2 separate regions of the Homo sapiens genome follow, and region 2 is linked to region 1. A link is an interaction called in ENCODE POLR2A ChIA-PET data of the cell type or tissue named here. Cell type or tissue: Caco-2. All regions are shown on one strand. Links, peaks and the distances in the headings refer to the core of each region. The heading gives the core; the rest is flanking DNA.

Region 1 (10,292 bases), core at 4,428-6,927:
GACTTACTCATCAACATGCAATGCCAAACACATTATTCATGTTCCGATGAATTGGCCCAAACTCTATATTCAGCAGTATTACTCGAAACTAACAACTTTTGTTACTGGTTGTAGGGTAAGTAGGCAAAGCTGGATAGATAGTATTTTTATTTATTTATTTATTTTCTGAGACGAAGTCTTGCTCTGTCACCCAGACTGGAGTACAGTGGCATGATCTTGGCTCACTGCAACCTCCGCCTCCTGGGTTCAAGCGATTCTCCTGCCTCAGCCTCCTGAGTAGCTGGGATTACAGGTGCCCGCCACCGCGCCTGGCCAATTTTTGTATTTTTAGTAGAGATGGGGGTTTCACCATGTTGGTCAGGCTGGTCTCGAACTCCTGACCTTGTGATCCACCACCCCTCCCCGCCTCCCCCCGCCCTTGGCCTCCCAAAGTGCTGGGATTAGAGGTTTGAGCCACCGCACCTGGCCTGATAAATAGTTTTACATTTGGGATGAACTTTACATATCAGCTAATTTTCAAGCCTCCTATTTTAAAGTTGGAGGAATTGAGTCCTAAGAGATTAAAATCTTATTTAAAATCACAATGTGAAGGTCAGTCTCCTCATGCTCCATCTGACTAATAACTATCCTTAAGATTCAGCAGATGCCTCTGGCAGGACACGTTCCTGACATCCTTCTCCAAAGCCCCTTTGATTTTACAAAATTTCCGAGGACATTATAATTACTTGTTATGTGAGCTTGGCTGACTGTGAGCCTGACTGTGTCCTACTTCATTATGTATTTCCAGCATCTGGCACAAATCTAGGTACCCAATGGGTGCCCTATAAATCTTTGTCGAATGAATTAAGTCTGTATTTCTTTGACACTCTATCCAATGTTCTTTCATGCTTCTCTCTCTCATAGTTTAGCCTAGAGGTTTTCTAACTGTATTTTTAGTAATGGGACAGTTTCCTCCCCAGTAACATCTTACAGAAAGCCCCAGTGTATAAGACAGATATTAGAAGAACTGGCTTGGTTGAGGCAGAATTCAGGAAGCCCAAGGCTCCACATTTTAGTACCCCTCTGGGGCTGGGGGAAGGGGACATCTCAGAGGGGTGCTGACTCCTAAGATCACAGCTGAAAATTCCCCATTTCAGATCTTAAAACCAGAATTAATGTCCTAAATAGGAATAGCTATTGTATATTCATCAGTCAATGTCCTGTTTGAGAAAGGTCATCATCAGTTAGTTAATATAAGACCCTGCATCTTGCAGGAAGCTATGTGTTCATTCAGTACTCTCAAAAGTGATGTAGTGAGTACCTGCAATGTACCAAGCTCTATTTTAATAATGGAGTGAGCAAAACAGATCAAAATATTTTCCTTCATGGAGCTTGCATCCTGATAGGGAAAATAGACAATAAGAAATTATATAGTACATTTGATGGTGATAAGCGCTATGGAGAAAAATAAAAAATGAAAGAGTGACTGTGTGTATGTGTGTGTGTGTGTGTGTGTGTGTGTGTGTGTGTGTAGTGTATGGTGAGGGATGTTGCAGTTTTTAAATGGGGTAGTTTTTAATGGAAGGCCTCAGTGAGAAAGTGACATTTCCATATAGTCCTGAAGGAGATGAGGAAATGAGCTAGAGCCTCTCTGGGAACAATAAATTAAAAGAGAGTTTCTCTTTTCAATCTTGTTTACATGAGATTACTTAGATTATGGGGAGCCATAGAAGAACTTTGATCAAGGAAAAGATTTGGTTGGATTTCCTCACTTCAGATCTCATAAATAGGCAATGGATAGGAAAGCACTTTCATTATGAATGATCTAAAATAGTTTACCTGTTATCATGGAATGCAATTTTGTTTGGCCAATTATGTTGACTCACATGTATGCTGATTTGAGATGTAAGTGAACTGCCTTCCCAACACTCTCTTTATTCCTGTGCAGAAGGGAAGAGTTAAGAACCTTCTTTCTTTAGAGGTCTTTTAAAATAGGCTAGAGTTGCATCTGGGGTAGTTTAGGAGAGACCTTGCCTGAAGGCGGATAAATCTCTCAAGTCTCATTACTGCCCAAAGAGTCTTTGCAATAGACTGAGCCTCTCCAGGTGATCTCAAATTCTCTCTATTAACCAGGAGAAAGTTCTTTGGCACTGTCATCCTTTCAGTTTTCCCTGCATCAGAAGCAGAGAAAATACTGGGGCATCACAGACCTGAGAGGGTGTGGGAGAACTGTTCTCCATCATTTAGACTGTAAGCAGCCTCATTAGGGCAATGCCGAAGGAAACGAGTCCTGAGAGGTTGCTGTGTGATTCCTATGACCACATTTGCTACAGACCCTATTTTCTAAAATGCCTCACTAGTTTCTTTCAAGGGAGGTTGTTATCTGCTTTTCTAAACAACTTGCTTTGTAGCCAAGTCACTTGTGGAGAGGACGAGTTATGAGGCTTCTGAACCAGGCTGGTGATAGGAATAGCAGAACGGAGACCAAGGGCCTTTAAGCGCTGTTTGCACATTAAATTTTGTTTGGAGCCCAATCCTGGTCCCATAGAGTATAGTATTTATGTTTTATTTAATGAATTCTTGACACTGAAAAATGGTTGCTATACAGCTTTCTAGTGGGAGGCTAGGGAGGGTGAGTCAGAACGATAGTGCAGAGGGGAGCTTGGAGTGGAGGAGATGTACCTGCCCTATCATTACCAGGTTTATATTTTTATGTTGTTTTTACCTGTTTAAATGCCATGCCCCGTGGCTCTTCTAAGGACTAGCCCTTGGTAGATATATGGTAAGTGCTTGGTTACTATTGTGGGGTTGTTGGTTAGTAGTCTTGGTATGGGACAATGTAAGGAGATAGGGGATAAAAACTTTTGATGCATCATCAAAAAAGGACTCCATGCCTATACAAATACACCACACTTCATGCAAGAGGTGAATTCTGTTCATTTGTTAAGATATTCCAGATGATACCTTTATTAAGGGAACCCAATAACGAATTATGTGTGAAGTAGAGTTTCTTTCTAATGAAGATCTTTTGTGAAATTGGACTTTCATAGAATAGATTGCATGAAAGGAGGAAACAATGGTAAGACACCCTGGGAGATGTCACTGCAGCTCAGCTTAGGCATGTTAAAAACACCTAGCATTAGTTACCAGAGAGATCAGGGTGAATCTTGCATAAGCTCGATAAGTCACTTAACTTCTGAGTCTTCAATTGATTAATGTGTAGAAATTGACATAATGATTCTTCCCACACTGGGTTGTTGTGACATAAGGTCTCTGGCCATGTGGTGAAGACTCAATAAATGTTATTTCTTCCCATTCTTTCTCCTATTTCAATGAATTAGCATACCACTGTAGGCTAAACTGAAAGTGTCATCTTGGTTTATCAGAGAAATTGGCCAGTTATGGAGAAGACACCATTGCTCAAGCCCTTTTAGTGCTTTCCTTGGGCTTTGATATCTTGTCCTCAAGTCTGAAGACACCTGAGATAATTTTCTGACTCTGTCCCCTGCAATGACCTAAAGGACTTCCCCTACTTGGAACCTGGTCATCTCTCAGTGCCTTAGAAGTGACGCCACCTTGTAGCTCATCACATTTACCAATATGTCAACCTGTATTGGATTCTGGGTTTCCCTGCATGCCAAAATTCAACATTTTATGCTCAGTCAGTTCCCTCAGATTTTGGAAAAAGCATCAGGCAACCAATACAGATTTTATAGAAGCTGGCAAATAAGAGAAAAGAAAACCTTTTCTGAGGTTTATATGCTTACTGTATCTATTTTCCCATAAGCCAAATAAAAATGCCATTATTTCTATGGCATTGGAGTTGACCATCTCTAAGGAACTCCAACAAATGGTGGACACTTGTAATAAAACACAGGAAACTGGCCCAGATATTACAAAACAACATGGTGTTTGTCATTCTGATACTCTTTGAAGTTGAGTGGGGTTGTACTGCTTGGTGCCTCCTTGTAGAGGAGAGGTACCCATTTATTGTTATATCCCTGGACCATTTCCTTACAGAAAGAAAGGATGAGTTGCCAGTGTAAAGATAGTTATTCATCCAAGTTATTGAAGTTTCTGTGTGTTCTCAAAATGTTCTTGCTCTCTTGTGGAGAATCTAAGGGGAGCAGTGGGTTTCAGCATTTGCCAAGTAGTGGTATTATTGATCTCCCTAGGAACCACCTTGGCTATTAGTGTAAAGTTGGTGGCTGTCTGTGGAACATATCAGTGTGCCAAACATCTGAGAATACACTGTATTTGTTTTTCTTTATTGGGGCAGGTGAGAGCAGAGTGATTTCATTATTTTTTGGGAGCTACAATGATCTGGTAGGCGGAGTCTCCATTGCACTTGCTTTCATGTTTTCCAGTGTGGTTTCTTCAGTGGTCAGTGTACCAGGTTGCTATATTTCTCAGTATCTGTCTAAAAGGGCTGCAGAGGAGTTCCAATTCCTCCTGCTCCAATAATCCTGTGACTTCATTTTGTGAGCAATGACTGATTGCTGAACTCTTGTTCTTGAACTTGTATCCCCAAATTAGCCTTTTCCTTCCAAAAAGTTAGCTGGGAAGGTTAAACACTAACTTCAGTGAAACCACTAACACTGCTGTATGATTGTTCAAACCATTTTTGGAAATGATTCCCTTTGGAAACTTCCTTTTGGAAACTGCCTTCAGAGGCAAAACACTAGCCACAAAGAAAATAGTTTTCTGATATCATAGATTTCAAAATCTAAGAACAGCAACATTGCTCTCTCTGAAAATCAACACTGTTTGAATATATAAACTGCAGTTTGTTAAAAAAAATCAGCCTCATTACTTTATGGTCACAGCCGGGAAGGATGGAAAAGCATAATTATAATAACAGCCTAAGCGCAGCTACAGACGACAGCTTGTGCTAGGAAGGACAATCCTGAGTTTCGGCTTTCCCTACATCATCAGCCATATGTCCTTTCTCATCATTATGTCACTCATTGGTACTTGCTTCTTTTCCTCCTTGATTTAAAAAAAAAATTTTTTTTCTGTTAGAGCTTTCTTTCATAATCCCAGAATTAGCCATCTCACTTGTTTATGGGATGGTTTTACATTCCCAGTTTCAGGCAAATTCACTGGTGGCTCAAAACCTTCTATTTGTTGTTCTCTCCCTTTCAGCCATGACCATCTTTACTTCTTGCTCCCTAAGCTCTGTTTGATATTCCTACCGTTGGAAAATGACAACCACTTTTGCCTTCCCATGGTACTCATCCAGTTTGTCCCAACTCTCTGTAGTGTTGTATTTGAAATCTGAACTCATAGTAAGAAAGGGCATGCATAACAGGGTGCAGATATTTTAATAGCCTTTTACACGTCATATGTGGGTGTATATATGTATGTATCCTCTTTTCTGGGTTCTTATCTTTTTAATATATTTCTCACCAGTCAAGTTTCTACTAATTACTAAGGCTATATAAAAGCCTCCTTTAGCAGGAAAATATTTTTATAGAGCAGCATTTAGGAGCTTGGTAGCATGCAGAATTTGGAAGAAAAAGGAAACTCAAAGTCAGGAAGACTGATAAGTGACCCAGTCGACCCAAGTCCCTGGACACTGCACTTACTTTTTGCTTCAATAAAGTCTGCTTCAAAGCAATCTCAATCCTTCATCAAAGAGATTTCCAGAGCACTCCCAATGGGTTAACATAAATCTTACTGTTCTCACTCTTTTTTTTCCTTCCAAGTTGCCTTTTTAAAAAAAATCAGTCCTTGTGTCTCTATTTCTTTAAATCTTTTATCCTCGGGCTGCTACCACTAGCTGTATGGATTACATATCAGCAGTTAAGAATATTCCACAAAGTCCTGGCTTGTTCTCACCCTGCAGTGCTTACAGTCACCGATTGCGATGAAAGGAATTTGAAAGGCACAGCCAGGCAATCCTGAACCGGCTCAGCACATTCCCTCTCTGCAGCTTATCGCGCTGTGGATGTTCTTTTGACCGGCCATCAATCATGTTTGAAAGTTTCCCGTGATTCCTGAGATATGAACCCCTTTGATAGAAGTTAACAATACAGCACATGCAGCACGGGCTAAGGAAAATACTTTTGAATTCAGGTTAAAAAAATGCTTTGTTGCAGCTCAGATTTTTATACTTTCTTAGGGTCTTGTTTCTCTTGGACAGCCTCAGGGACCCCCTGTCAGGTAAGCCAAGTTCGAGCACCCACCAATGCTTAAGTGGCTGCCATAACCAGAGACAAAAGGGGCTTGGAGGGAGATGAAGAGGAATAAAGAGGTACAGAGAAAGAGATGGAACAGGGAGAGGAGAGAGGATAAGAAAATAAGATGAGCATATCACATTGAAGGCAGAAATGATCAGGAAGGAGCCAAGTCTTAGAGGAGGTGCAGGTGCAGAGAAAGCTTACAGTGTGGAGGGAGAGGGGCATCTAGAAGCAGGAGAGTCCCACACCCGGAGATCTGTGTGCTTCACATTTAGAAATGGTAAAGGAGCCATTTTGGAAAATGTTCTTGGGAGCTGGAGGTTTATTCATTCCTTGTACCCCGCCATGTGTGATTTTCTTTTTTAAACTTAGACTTTGCTTTAAAATTTTCGAATTTTTATGCCTGGCTCAGGGTACCAGGGTAGATAACTGTTTTGCTGCTGGGAGTTAAGCTCTGAGCTCTGGGGGCTAATATTTAAACATCGCTGAAGCCCGAGGAACCCTCATAGCAATCAGGCAGGCTTCATTTTCGGTTGCTTCTTGCTGAAAGAGAAGAGGCGAGCCATTGGCAAAATTATGGGGCCCTGGGTCCCCATATCACCATGCATTATTTTGAGAGTACAGGGCAGTGATTGCTCAGTGCTATGGGAAAGCTGTTCATCAACTGAACAACATAACAAATAAGTGCCACCCGCATCCCTCTGTTGAGGATTGAAGATTGGAATTAAAATGTCACCCTTTCTTTTATCTTTAGCTGCAATTTGGAGGAGCTTTCCTGGAGGGTTGATTTGCTCCTTCTTTCATAGGGCTGGAATAATTCCATAAAAACCCTTTTGCTCACTCAAGTGAAATACCCTACCAAGTGAGTGGCATTTGGCAAACGTGCTCCCTTTTCTTGATTATTCTGGTCTATTGATCTGTGTCTCTGGAGAAATTCTGGAAAATTTCATGAAGTCTTTTGGAGTTTAAAATATTATCTCCCCAGTGATTAACTCAAACCAGAGACTAATAAGATGAATTCCTGCCTTCATTGGCAGTCCCGGTTCTTCCTTCTTGCCCATCAATCCTTCAGGTCTCAAAGAACTCAGAAATAAGGAAGTTTATTCATCACTAGTGGGTAGCAAGATAATGGAACAATTCAGATTGACCAGCCAGAAATAAATGCCTTCACAGAAAAAGTAGAAGGTACCCAGTTGGTTGTAGGAAAAAAAGAATTTTACATGGAAACTGTGGAGAGATAAACCTTATTCTGTTAAAAAACACAAAATTATATTTATCCCATCTCGGGTAAATTCCATGAAGCTTGGATACAAATAATCTGCCACTGGGAAAGAGGAATGAAATAGAAGTGTCTTTCTCTGTACTTTATTTTGGAAACATCACAATTGGCTTTTAAGTTCTTGGAGCACACGAGGAAAGAGCACCAGTCAGATTTTCCAGAGAGTCAACTTTCTCCTGGAGAGAAGATAGCAGAAAAATGAATGATGGGCTACTTCTAATTTATAATGATTGTTTCATCTCTCTCAGATATTACTTTAGTTCTTGGATGAACGGTTCTTTTCTCCTGAATCGTGATTACTTTTTAAAGATGAAAAAGATCAGAGAGGCTTTATAGTCCATTTCTAGTTATTACAAGTTTGCAACTTAGGTACTACTTTGGATACTAGTTTAAAATTGCTTGAATAATGAAAGTTCTAGTGAGCTTTAAATTTGTTTTAATTTTTTTTCTTTGCTCTATGGCTAAAATAACAAGCAAACACTGATCAACAACTCTGGTTAGTTCATATATCTTTTTAAGTTTGTTTGTGCTGAAGTCCAGACTTTACATCTCCTCAGCTATTTTGAACAACACTAGGGGCTTGCTTTAGTAGAAGAAACCAAATAGCCAATATGAGAAATGCTGCTAATGTGTGTCTGTCCATCTTACATAACAAGAAACATACAGTGCTTAGCTGTCTTATGATGATGAAGTGAATCATCCCTATATGCTTGCTCTTGCATGAGGCACTTATGAAAATTATGCTGTAGTTTTTAAGTATTCTGAAGTTCTGACCACTTTCATTCATATGTATATAAAAAAAGCTTGGAATGTTTTCCAGAAGAAATGGTGATGTTTTCATGCTGCTATTTTTAGAAAAATAATTTGGTCTTAAGCAAAAAGCAAGGGTAAAATCCATGTATTAATCACCTCCATTGCCTTTGTCCCAAATTTAAGATAATTGCTCTTCCTTTTGCACCAGTATCTTCTTTAACCCATGCTTCTTTCCCTTAGTGAGGAAATGTTGAAAATAAGTTTAAAAGGCAGAATGTATAAGAGCTGAATATAGAGGCAAGATATATACATGCTTTAGGGGCAGATACAATATCACACCTTTTTTTTAAAGCATTTATCCCACCCTCAGGCTGTTTTGCTCTGCCAAATACTTAGGATATAGCTTGATAATCATATGAGTTTATTAATGGAATAAATGAGTGAGAAGATGGGGTTTGTGGTAAATCTAGACTAACACAGTTCCCAAAGTGTGGCTCTATGTAACACTACTCTAGATAAGTATTGCACAAAATATTCTGAGTAGAAGAAAATAGACTGAGCTATATTACAGACAATAGTTTTAGGAGAGTCAATATGCACGTTTGTATATTAAGGACTGAAAAAAATCCTGTAGGAAAGAAACTTGATAAAGTTGAGTAACTCAAGTTTCCTCAAATCTATTTGACCATGGAATTATCTTTTCTCCCTTTTAATAACATTCTTCCTCTTAATGTCCCACAGAAGCAGTACTCTAATTAACACCCTAGATCAAGACAGATAGATTGAATTAAGACGGAAAATCTTATCTTCCTTGAGCATTAAATTCAAAGTGTATTTATTAAACATGCATAGCGTCTTCACGTGTCACAGGAAGTCCAGTTAGTGAGAAAAGGGGGACAATAACATAAAAGCCTTCGTTTCCCTGTAGTTCAGAAAAAAACAGTCAAAACAAAAATCTTCGGCCGGGTGCAATGGCTCATGCCTGTTATCCCAGCACTTTGGGAGGTCGAGGCAAGTGGATCACCTGAGGTCAGGAGTTTGAGACCAGCCTGGCCAACATGGTGAAACCCCGTCTCTATTAAAAATACAAAAAATTAGCTGGGAGTGGTGGTGGGTGCCAGTAATCCCAGCTACTCGGGAGGCTGAGGCAGGAGAATCGCTTGAACCGGGAGGCAGAGGTTGCAGTGAACCGAGATCATGCCACTGCACTCCAGCCTGGGCAACAAGAGTGAAACTCCATCTCAAAAACAAATGAACAAACAAACAAACAAACAAACATCTTGATAACATATTTCTTAGGGATGAATCAGATACCACTTAAAGATATAAATATCTTTATGGGAAGCAATGGTTAGGTTTGCCTAAAATGTTTGCTATTGTAGAGTAACTGGTTTAATAGAGTCTTACAGAAAGAAACTGTACACTCTTCTGAAATGAATAACAATTTAGTATGGGCAAGCTGTATAGACTGGTGGTTTTTCTGTGTCTTTGATGTTTTGCATTTTTCTCAAGTAAGAGTGGACTGGAAAACAAACAAACGAATTGCTGAATATTTTCTATGTTTGTAAGGATTGTGAAGGACTTCACCACGAAGAGGCCAGTGTATGGTTTTCCAGGCAAGCTTTCTTGTGACTTGTTCTGTTGTATCATTAGAGTCCTTGTTTGAGACAAACAGCGTCCATCATTTCTTCACCATTCAAACCTGTAGGAGGAAGACGGCACTGACGTGAGACAAGCTTCCACATGGCAGTCACCTTCCCTTTATTTCTGCTTTCCCTTCTTTTTGGGTAATGAATCGGGGTGTCATTAGCTGCCTGCCTTGTGTTCATCACTGTCAGTACTGGCAGGGTAACAGATAACGGCAGAGATTCAAGGCCACCCAGGGAATGAAGCCTGACAGGACCTCATTTATCACTCCCCTTTTAGGGGGTCTCTGTAGTAGAGCCAGCATCAATGCTGTAATCGAAGCTCACCAGGTCGCACAGGGGCCAGGCAGGACTGCTCTGCCAAAAAGCAACTTGAGCTGTCAAATCTGCTTTGTAAATGAAGTGTTTTTCTAGAGACAGTGTGTTTATAATTGTCATCCTGTATGTAGTCCC
Region 2 (10,292 bases), core at 3,198-5,697, 100 kb before region 1:
AACCTTTCAAATGCGTTTCCCTCTTGCCTGTCTGGGAAGTGGTGGATGAAACACTGTAGGCTCCTTTATCATTTATGTAGCGCTTGTGCTGTCTCTTGCCTTAGGCTGGAGGGGACAGCTTGCTGTAATGGTAAAGAGTGTGCCTGGAATTTGGAGTCAGTCAAACCTGGATTCCAATTTCAGCTCCATCACTTGCTAGCTGTGTGACCCAGGGCGAGCTATGTCACCTCTCTGAACTCTGTCCATTTACAGGAGTGAAGAAAAAATCAGATGTTAGTAACATGCTTAGCACAGTGCATGGCAGTTACTAAGTACTCTTTAAATGATGGTTAATATCAAAGTACAAGGACCTAGATGTCAGGGGCTTTCTGCTTTGTTTTGATGTGTTTTTTTTTTTTTTTTCTCCCACCAGCTCAGTCTTGGGAGTGCTTTGTGTAAAGTCAAACAGAGGGCTGCCATGAACATGAGATGATGTGGATGGTGACATATTTATTTCCTGAGAGATTGCAGGGAGATAAGTTTTTAGAGTTCTTGCTTTTAACCCATAACTAGGAAGAGTAAGTTCTTACCTAGTCCTGGAAAACAAGGGCAGAAACTGTTGCCTGGTTTCCACCTCAAGGCTTGACCTACCTTGGTTTCCAGCACGGTCAGGTAGCAGCAGGACAGCGACCATGAAACCAAGGGCCCCTGGAGGCTGGGCTCCCTGCCAGGACTCAGGAGGAGTGGGCCAGAGGCTGAGCAGCCTGAGTCTCCGGTGCTTTCCACCACACTACAGATGCTTCTTTCCATTCTGCTGCTGGAGCCCTGAGAGGATCGTTAATTCAACAAATAATTATGAGTACTTACAATGTTCCCGGCAACTGGCTATGATTCTAGAGAAACAAAGACCAGTGAAATCTGGTTTTAAAATCATAGCTAAGACCGGTTCTTAGTACACTTGCCCTTTGTTTACTGTGCAGGTTTAAAGATGTGAGTTTCCTTAACTCCTTCCATTGTAGATTTATTCTCCTACCCTTTTCAATTTTGTCATTTAGGTCTAGCTGAGACCATAATATTTTTTGGCTTATCTAAAAGAAAGACATTTAGTCCCGTTAACCTGAAAGTCCAAAGGCACTGATATTCAGCCAGTGAAGACTTTGGTTACACAGGGTGCATTTAGCTTAATCCATAAAAGAGAAGTAATATTATAGCAGCCACATCCCAGAACAGGGAGGGTGGAGGTGGCCAGTGTATTTGCATTAAACCCTCTGTGTTTACACAGGGTTGGGAACAAGAAATATCTAGACTAGTGGATGAGTTCGTGACGTTTTGGCAAACATAAAACTTAATGTTACCTCCCATTTTTCCCATGTATCAGCTTGAGACGATGATGATAGAGGATGGCATAAAAATAATGAAGAATCTTTAGAGGATTTATTTCTTTAACACTGAAAACACCATTGAGGTGCTTTGATATTGTAATATCAAGAAATTGCTAGGCTTCCTTATTGGCTGAGAACTCGGCTTCCTATTCTGAGACAACTAATTCAGTTTCTATCCAATAGATGAAAACTGAAATTAAAGTGAATTAGACCTATTACATACTACGTGATTAATACATAAGGCTGGGACCAGGTCTTCTTTTGTCTTAGTAGGGAGTAGTAGCTGTATGCCCAGCAAATAATGGATCTGAACAATGTATCACCCCCCATTTCAAACCCTCTCTAGCGGTCTCCAGTGCAAGGGGTGGAGGTGTTGGCTCCCTGCAGGTATAAACACACAGGCATGGGGCATAACGTTCCAAATCAGTGACCAGCATGTCAGAGACCCTTCTGTATCCGTGCAGCACTGAGGTGGAAGAGGAGCCAGGGCTTCAGTGAGTTCTGGGCAGCTGAGAATAACAGCACCTCACTCCCACCCCTCACTTGGCCTGTGCAGGGGCTCTCTCCACATTTTATCGGCGTTCTGAATGCACTGCATGTGTTTCCAATGCTCTGGGAAATGGAGTAGAGACCCAGAGCTCTAGCCTTGGAGGGATGGCTGAGTTTAGCCAGGTGCTGTGCTTGAAGGCGCTGTTAGTTTCCAGCCACCTCCTGAAATGTGTCCGTCCTCACCTCCGCCGCTGACTCACAAAGGGCAGAGCCTGCCATGAGATCCCAGGCTCAGTACTTGGGTTGTTCGTGTCATTTCCTGCAATGTTTATCCGTCCTCTCCGTGTACTTTGCCAGCTAGAACAAAACAGTGCTGCTATGGAAACTGCAAACACCAGGCAATCCTGGCCCCGCCACTTGGCAGCCCAGCCGGGAGAGAGATAATGGCTTTTGTTGTTATCTATCGGATGCTGATGCTCAGTCGGTTGTACCCTTAGGCCCTAACTAGGGACACGCTGACACTGCACCTTAAGCTCTCTTTTGTAAACTTCCTCTGCCTGTGATGCAGGCCTGAGATAACCAGTCCAGCTAGGGCGCCGGCTCATTATCCTGATGACAACCTGGGGCTTTATACTTTCCTGACAGCTTCTGTAGGTTCTTCACTCCTAGGTGACCCAGAACACTCAAAAAAGCCTGCTGAACTCTCCAACTTGCAGAGCCCAACTGATTGGCAAATCTTACAACCTGTTTTCCTTTCTTTTTTCCCCCCAGTGCTAATAAATACATTATCCCAGAGACAGCTGTGACTCATGCATTAAACCCAGACTGCAGCAGAGTGGTGGTAAGACTCACCCCGGCAGGTGCAGCCCACGGCACCCAGAATAGTGGCTATTTTTTTTTTTTTTGGGATGAATACAAATTACAGCCCTCTAAAAACACATTTAATACAAAACTCCAAAAGGTTATTAAAACCTCTCTGTTGGCTGCAACATTTAATAATAGGTCAATTTACTCTATCAAACATCAACAATAATAATGCTGGGAGAAGAGGAGCCTCGGAGACTGAATAATTGGATGCGGCAGCCTTTCAACCCTGGGTTGCCAGGTTAAATCAAACACAACCTGGCAGGAGTAGGTGTGGACAAACACAGCTGTGTTTAGAATGCGCTGATGTCTTGGTCTATTTTTCCAACATTTGTGCTTTGAAAAGAGCTTTCTGCTTGAAATGCAGCCTCTCTTGTGCTTTGGAGCTCACATGTGTGGTAGAAGAAAGTTATTCCATCTCAGTTTCTGAGATATCTCAGGCACTGACTTTCTTGTTCTCTTAAAGTAGTTTTTTTTTTTCTTAGTAACACCCATTTTCTCTGGTTTCAAACTGCTCTTTTCTGGAGGAGATAATCGCCAAAAAATCTTTTGACCCATTTGCTTGCAAATGGTAAGAAATGTTTGATATTCTTAAAGCTCTTGGCACATAAAGTAGGGTGATTTTCAAATTCTGTTTGATCCTTCTAAAAGCTAGCTAGCCTTGTTCTCAGAAAAATTGTGCAGGCACAAAAATACAGTTCTAATTTCTGACTATTATTTCACACTTGTAGGCTGTTGCTCACAGGAGTGTATGGATGAGAGAGAGAGGTGTGAGGCCATCATCATTAATGGTGCTCCCTTGCCTCAGAGAGGCAGCAGCAAGGGCAGTGCTGGTTAAGAATTTAATGGAGTCCTTGCATATGGTAATCAGAAGCTGGAGGTTGCCTGGGTGTAGCTAAGGGAGCCACAGTCAAAACGTAAGATGTATATGACTTATCAATGGGTTGGATTCTTATTTCCGGTGGCCAAGGGGGCGCAATTTGAATTTGCAGATAGGGGAGGATTGGTGATGAAGAAAAAGGACCACCCTGCATAATTACGTATTCACTTTCCTGTGAGAGAGGCAGTCTTGCAATCTACAGGGCAGGAGTTAAATAAATTATACACGGTTGGGGAAGATGATGCAAAATGGTAGGCCCACATAACATGGGCACGCCTACCAGGCAGCTCAGTTGTGTTTGGCATGTAAAGCTTTAAAAAAATTTTTATTTGAAGTACGTAGTTGCCACATTGTAAAACTTTGGAGAGTTTCTATAGATACTTAGATATTAATTTTTTTAAAAGGATTGCAAGATCTGGCCACACTGACCTGCAGCTTGCATGGTAACAGCTGGGGACACGGGGAAAGAGCTGCTTCCTTCAGACAAGGCATGGCTCAGCAAGTTTTCCATAGCTTTGTGCACAGTCTGTTTCAATACTGGCATTTTCTGTATGGCCGCTTCAGATGTTCATGTTTGTGACTCCTGGTCTGAGACTATTAGCTCTTTGGGTGTGTGTGTGTGTGTGTGTGTGTGTGTGTGTGTGTGTGTGTGTGATTTACCTGTGGGTAGCATTATGTGTGGGAGCTTTATGTGTGAACATATCCATAAAAGTGAGAAAAAAATAGAGAGTTTGGATATAGAATGCCAATGTTTTTCTCTATCTTGCTAGAGCTTAAAGTGCCGAAGTCACCACTCATTATTATGCCAAAGTCTCACTGTTCTCTTTGGGGCATTATTTAAGATGAATAATTCAGATTTAGTAAAATGTATAGCTAGAAGGAAGAATATAGATTTTGGAGTAAGCCTAACACCTGAGGGCAGGGTTTCTTGAAGGGTTAATGAAGACCCTTAGTCTGAGGTGATATTTGTCTGGGTAATTAAGGCTATGGTGTGGTCACAGATAGCCCTGGGACCTCAGGGGTGAAGCACTGTGAGGGTTTCCTCCTTGCTCACAATACAAACTCTGATGTAGAGTGGGCAGCACCTCTCCATCTTGTAGCAGTGCCTCCTAGAACATGTCACCTTCAAGGAACTGTGGTCAGAAAAGAGAGGGAGTGGACGCTGTCCTGCAGGGGATTTATGACCAGGCCTGGAAGTGGCAAACATCACTTCCAGTCATATCCCATTGCCCAGAACCCCATTGCATGGCCCTCACAATGCCTGCATGGAAGGCCGAGGATGGAGTCTTCTCATGTGCTTGGGAAGAGGAAAATGAAACAAGACTTGATATCATTGTCTGTGCCGCAGAAGTTAAAGGAAAGGTGCGTTTTCCTTCCTTCCTTCCTTCCCTTCTTTCCTTTCTTTGCTTTCCTTCCTTTCCTTTCTTTTCTTTCTTTTCTTTTTCTTTCTTTCTTTTCTTTCCTTCCTTCCTTCCTCTTTCTTTCCTTCCTTCCTTCCTTCTTTCTTTCTTTCTTTCTTTCCTTTTTTCTTTGTGATAGCAGCTGGAACAGAAGGAAAGGCGTGGTTTTTTTTTTTAAAGACATATTCTCACGCTGTTGCCCAGGCTGGAGTGCAGTGGAGCAATCTGGGCTCACTGCAACTTCCGCCTCCGTGGTTCAAGCAATTTTTGTGCTTCAGCCTCCTGAGTAGCTGGGATTACAGGTGTGTGCCACCATGCCCGGCTAATTTTGTATTTTTTAGTAGAGATGGGTTTTGGCCATGTTGGCAAGGCTGGTCTCGAACTCCTGACCTCAAGTGATCCTCCTGCCTCGGCCTCCCAAAGTGCTGAGATTACAGGCGTAAGCCACCACACCCAGCCAAAAGGCGTGTTTTTGAGAGAAGGGCAGACCTCAGGACAGGAGAACAGAGTTAGGAAGTGGGATATGCCCCTCGTTGAGGTGAGTTGCCTATCTGGGTCCTTTTCTCTCAGGCTATGGGAAACATCTTCAGTACATGGCTGTGAGTCTGTTCCAGTGTAGTAACTCCCTTTAACTACCCCAGACTTTTAGGGAAATGTGACACACATCCCCCTGTAGCCTTATGCCAAGTGAAGCAGAGAATGAAGAGGCAGCACAGCAAAGGGACATGCTCCCTGCCTACTTCCCTTTCTGCCTTTTTCCCTGGAGAAGCAGTGGCATCCTATTTGAAGAGTCTGTGACCAGGAGCACCCGGCAGTGACTGGCCATAGAGTGAATGGTGACCTGGCCCAGAGCAGGGAGCATTTCCCAGTAGAGAGCTCAGGAGGAAGGTAGTCAACACCTCCCCTTTAATCCCTACCAAAGAAAGCTGACCTTCGCAAGGGGATGATCAGTGCTCAGGCTGTGCTTCACTGTAAAACAGCTCAAAGACCAGATCATATCAGTAGCCTTCAGTATTGATCAGTACTATTGATCGAGCGGCTGCATAGCCAGGCACCACGCTGAACACTTTGCAACCTCATCTTATTCATCTTCATGACAACCTGATGAAGTAGATGGACTTCTCCCTATTTTATGGGTTAGGAAATGGAGGCCAAGAGAGATTAATTTACCCAATGTCACACAGCTGGTGAGTGGCAGAGCCCAGTCTAACCTGAGTCTGTTTGATTCTAAAGCCAGTCCTACACTTCCCTCACTAGCAATGGGCAATGGGTCAACTCCACTATATTCATTTAGGAAGGACACCAGTTTTCCCTCTCAGGAAAATCCTTAGTAAATGGGTTTCTGTTTATGACTTATTTGGATCTGCAGACTATATGCCAGGGTTTTAGGCAGGCTTGGGATCATTCTTGGGGTTGCAGTTGGAATCAAAAGACCTGCTTTGTGAAGTGTCTTAGAGCCTCGATGTCCTAGAGTTCTAGGAGACCCTGGGCAGGAACATATAGAGTCCATGTCTGTTCAGGAGTTTGCATCACTTTGATAGCCTAGGCAGTGTCCTGGAGATGACAGCCTGAAATAGACTCTGAAAAAAACACAGAAATAAATAATAAATACACACAAATTACCTAAACTACATGATTCAGTTAATATTTAGGCTCTTATGCCTGCATATCTGGCTGGCTGTATATATATATATATATAGTTGGAATTACCTGGAATAATTATATATATATATATATATATACTGGCTATGTATATATATACTAGCTGTGTGTGTGTGTATATATATATATATATATATACTCATATACTATATGTATATATATGTATGTATATATATATACATATACTATATACATACAGTATATACTATACAGTATACATATCCTGTATATATATGCATACATACACACACACACACACACATACACAACCCAGTTTCAGGGTTGTATATATACAACCCCACAACCCCAAGGATAATCCCAAGCCTGCTTCAAACCCTGGAATGTGGTGTGCAGATCCAGATAAGTCATAGAAGCCCATTTTCTGAGGATTTTCCTGAGAGGGAAATATATATATATATACACACACACACACACACACATAGATATGAGTGATATATATATACGTACACAGATATAAATAATAAATATACTTGTGTGTATATATATATGCACACACACATATTTATAATTATATTTTTTACAAAAATGATATTCAACTCTAGTATTATTTTTGCACCAGGCTTTTGGGTGCTTTTCCTTGAATATGTTAGTGCTGATGGGGGTGTTGAACACCAGGACTCAGGTGTGAGTTGAGAGCAAGGTCAACAATCAGGAAGAAATAGCATAAGTTGAGAGGCAAACTCAGAGGTGAGGCCAGGGGCTCAGCTCAGAGTCCAGGAACAACTAACAGCGGTTCCTAACTTTCTTGGCACCAGGGACACGTTTCATGGAAGAAAATTTTTCTACAGATCATGGAGAGAATGGTTTCAGGATGAAACTGTTCCACCTCAGATCATCAGGCATTAGATTCTCATGAGGAGCCACAGCCTAGATCCCTTGAGTGCACAGTTCCCAACAGGATTTGCAGTCCTGTGAGAATCTAATGCCATCCCTGATATGACAGGAGGTGGAGCTCAGGCAGGAATGCTTGCTGGCCTGCTGCTCACCTCCTGCTGTGCGGCCCAGTTCCTAACTGGCCACAGACCAGTGCCAGTCTGCATCCCGAGGGTTGGGGACCTGTGAACTAGAGGATATCACAGGGCCTGTTTTTGTGGTTTGGTAGCAGGACTGACCCTTAAATATGCCAGACTGAGCAGAGTGGTGAAACAATGAACTTTTCTCATTTGGATGTATAGATTAAATAGTTCAATATGATGATGCCTTGGAATTACCTGGAATAATGTGATTTTTACTCCCATGAAAGTTTTGTTCTATCAGGGTCTGTTTCATTTGAAAACAAAAAAACCTTTGCTTGGGCAAGAGTCCTAGAGTGGTTCAGAGCTGGCAGTATTCTTTTCAGGCAGATAGAGAGATGATGACAGGACACAGAGCTGATGTCCTACCCCTGCCATTCCCTCCCCTCTCTCCCCACACTTTCTTTAATTTTGGATCCTGTGTCTTTTCAGCAACCAAACTTCTAAATTCAGAAACTTGGTAGTAAAATTCAGCTTCTCTGGCCTTGTTTCTGAGGAGTGCCTATCAGAGTAACACACAGGGCCTTAATGGTTTGTAAATGAATAAAAATCAATGAATGGATTAAACTGACACCAGAAGTTGAAGCTCAGTGAAAGAATCAAGTTTTTCATAGTTTCCTCCAAGTACAACATTGAGATGACCTCATTTCAGGGTGTTAGTTTAGTGCTTTTGCTTTCTAAATGAAGGCGTCAAGCCATTCCATTAGGTAAGTCAGGCTGCATTACTTACATGCTGCTTTCTGGCTGCTGGGGAAGGGAACGGAGGGCGTGTTGGAAGTCAGAGAACATCCCTGACAGTTACAGTGGAATCAATAACCATTTCTTTTTGGGACCCAAGTGTACGGTTTAATTTCTAGGCATGGGGAGATCCCAAGCTTTCCAATTAACAACTCATCTTTTTTTTTTTTCTCATACCTAGTGTAATAAACCAAACACTGCAAACTTGAAAGAGATTGAGAGAAAAAAGTAAAACCATGAGAGAAATAAAATGTAAAAAGGCAGAAATCCTGTTGCCCTAAGGCTAGTTAGGTGCTTTTATTCAACACCAGGTGAATAAAGTAACTATGATATCCAAAGACTTTTAGGGAGCCACCAGGAGTGCGAGGGGGTGATGGGTCACAGGAAGGGAGGCTGGGAGCAGGAGGCTGGTGTCACACATTTCAGGAACACCATCCAGGTGGGGCAGGATCCTTCACTGAGGAAGCTGAGAGGAGAGACTCATTGGCTCACTGGAGCCTGTTATTTGAATATCAGTCATTCTCGTTTTGTTTTTTTTTTTTAAACTTAAAAAAAAAATTTTTTTGAGATAGATCCTGCTCTGTCACCCAGGCTGGAGTGTAGTGGCGTGATCTGGGCTTACTGAAACCTCTGCCTCCCAGGTTCAAGCGATTCTTGTACCTCAGCCTCCTGAGTAGGGAGGCTGGGATTACAGACGCACACCACCATGCCCAGCTAATTTTTGTATTTTTAGTAAAGACTGGGTTTCACCATGTTGGCCACACTGGTCTCAAACTCCTGATTTCAAGCGATCCACCCACTTTGGCCTCCCAAAATGCTGGAATTACAGGTGTGAGCCACTGTGCCTGGCCATTCTCGTTTATTGATACTCACTAAATCCCAGTGGCTCGACCTCTAATCTTTGCATTTCTGTAAGATGGGTATCATTTTCCTCATTTTGTAAGGGTAGAAATGGAGGCTCAGAGAGGTTAAGACAGGTCACTTGCCCACTTAATCATTAACATTAATTGAGCCCCTACTCTGTACCAGGCCATGTTCTAAGCAATTAATGTGCTCACTTATTTAACCTTCATAATGTCCCTATGATGCAGGCTATGCTTATTCTCTCCATTTTACAGATGAGGGAGCCAAGATACCAAGAGGTAGAGGGGCTTCTCCAAAGTCACATAATTAGTAAATGGGAGGACCAGGATTCAAACCAAATCTGTCCGACTCCCCAGCTTCTTTTGTTTTTCCTACCTTAGCAGGTGGCAACTCAAAAAGCTGAGAAATATCACAGACGTCACAAGCTCAGAAAGCTGAGAAATATCAAAGAAGTTGTAAAATTCAGAAAGCAATGTTATATTTTTATTAATGTATTTTCTGGGATACGTTTATATATTTTTTCTACTCTTCTTAGGGGCAGTCTATGCTTTGATTGCCTCTTTACATGACAATGAATTTGTAATATCAATTTTTACAGTGAGAATAGAAAGATAATTTAGTTCTTCCTCTGGCATGACTGATCAAAGTTTTTTTTTCCTTATTAGAGCTTGGAGTGCATAAATCATGTGATGTCACACACAGACAAACTCATTTAGTACCACTATAGAAGTTTGGCCTATGATAAAGGAGTTATGATAAATTCTGTTTTGTGCAATTCTTATCAAAAAAGAAAAAAATGTCGAGTGCATTTATAATTACATGTCATGCATTATTGAGTATATTTCTGCCAGAAAACTTTTGTTTTGACTAGGCTTCAACGGGAATCCTCTAGTTACAATTTTACATGTCTGAAGATTAAAATAATTTTCCAGTTACAATTGTAATCCTCCAGTTACAATTTTAGATGTCTGAAGATGAAAATAATTTTTCACAGACTACC

Evidence for each region. ChIA-PET counts read pairs that join two places held together with the same protein. Peaks named below come from ENCODE experiments on the same cell type or tissue, not always from the same donor. Only the 100,000 strongest peaks of a DNase experiment are listed, where the experiment ranks them.
Region 2: POLR2A ChIA-PET joins it to region 1 with 9 read pairs; 2 of 35 experiments call an interaction of 5 or more read pairs at or near these places.

What each region holds. Positions count from the first base shown.
Region 1 is chr4:138,800,521-138,810,812 of GRCh38, reverse strand. No RefSeq gene overlaps it. Among named protein-coding and RNA genes, the nearest start is that of NOCT, 210 kb to the left of the region's middle. In Caco-2, for the core only: no CTCF peak of the experiment used is centred there; a DNase peak (open chromatin) is centred at 5,902; H3K4me3 peaks cover 568 bases.
Region 2 is chr4:138,903,067-138,913,358 of GRCh38, reverse strand. The region is part of intron 2 of LOC105377448 (a long non-coding RNA gene); the gene reads left to right. Among named protein-coding and RNA genes, the nearest start is that of NOCT, 110 kb to the left of the region's middle. RefSeq lists an enhancer at 2,019-2,600. In Caco-2, for the core only: no CTCF peak of the experiment used is centred there; no DNase peak of the experiment used is centred there.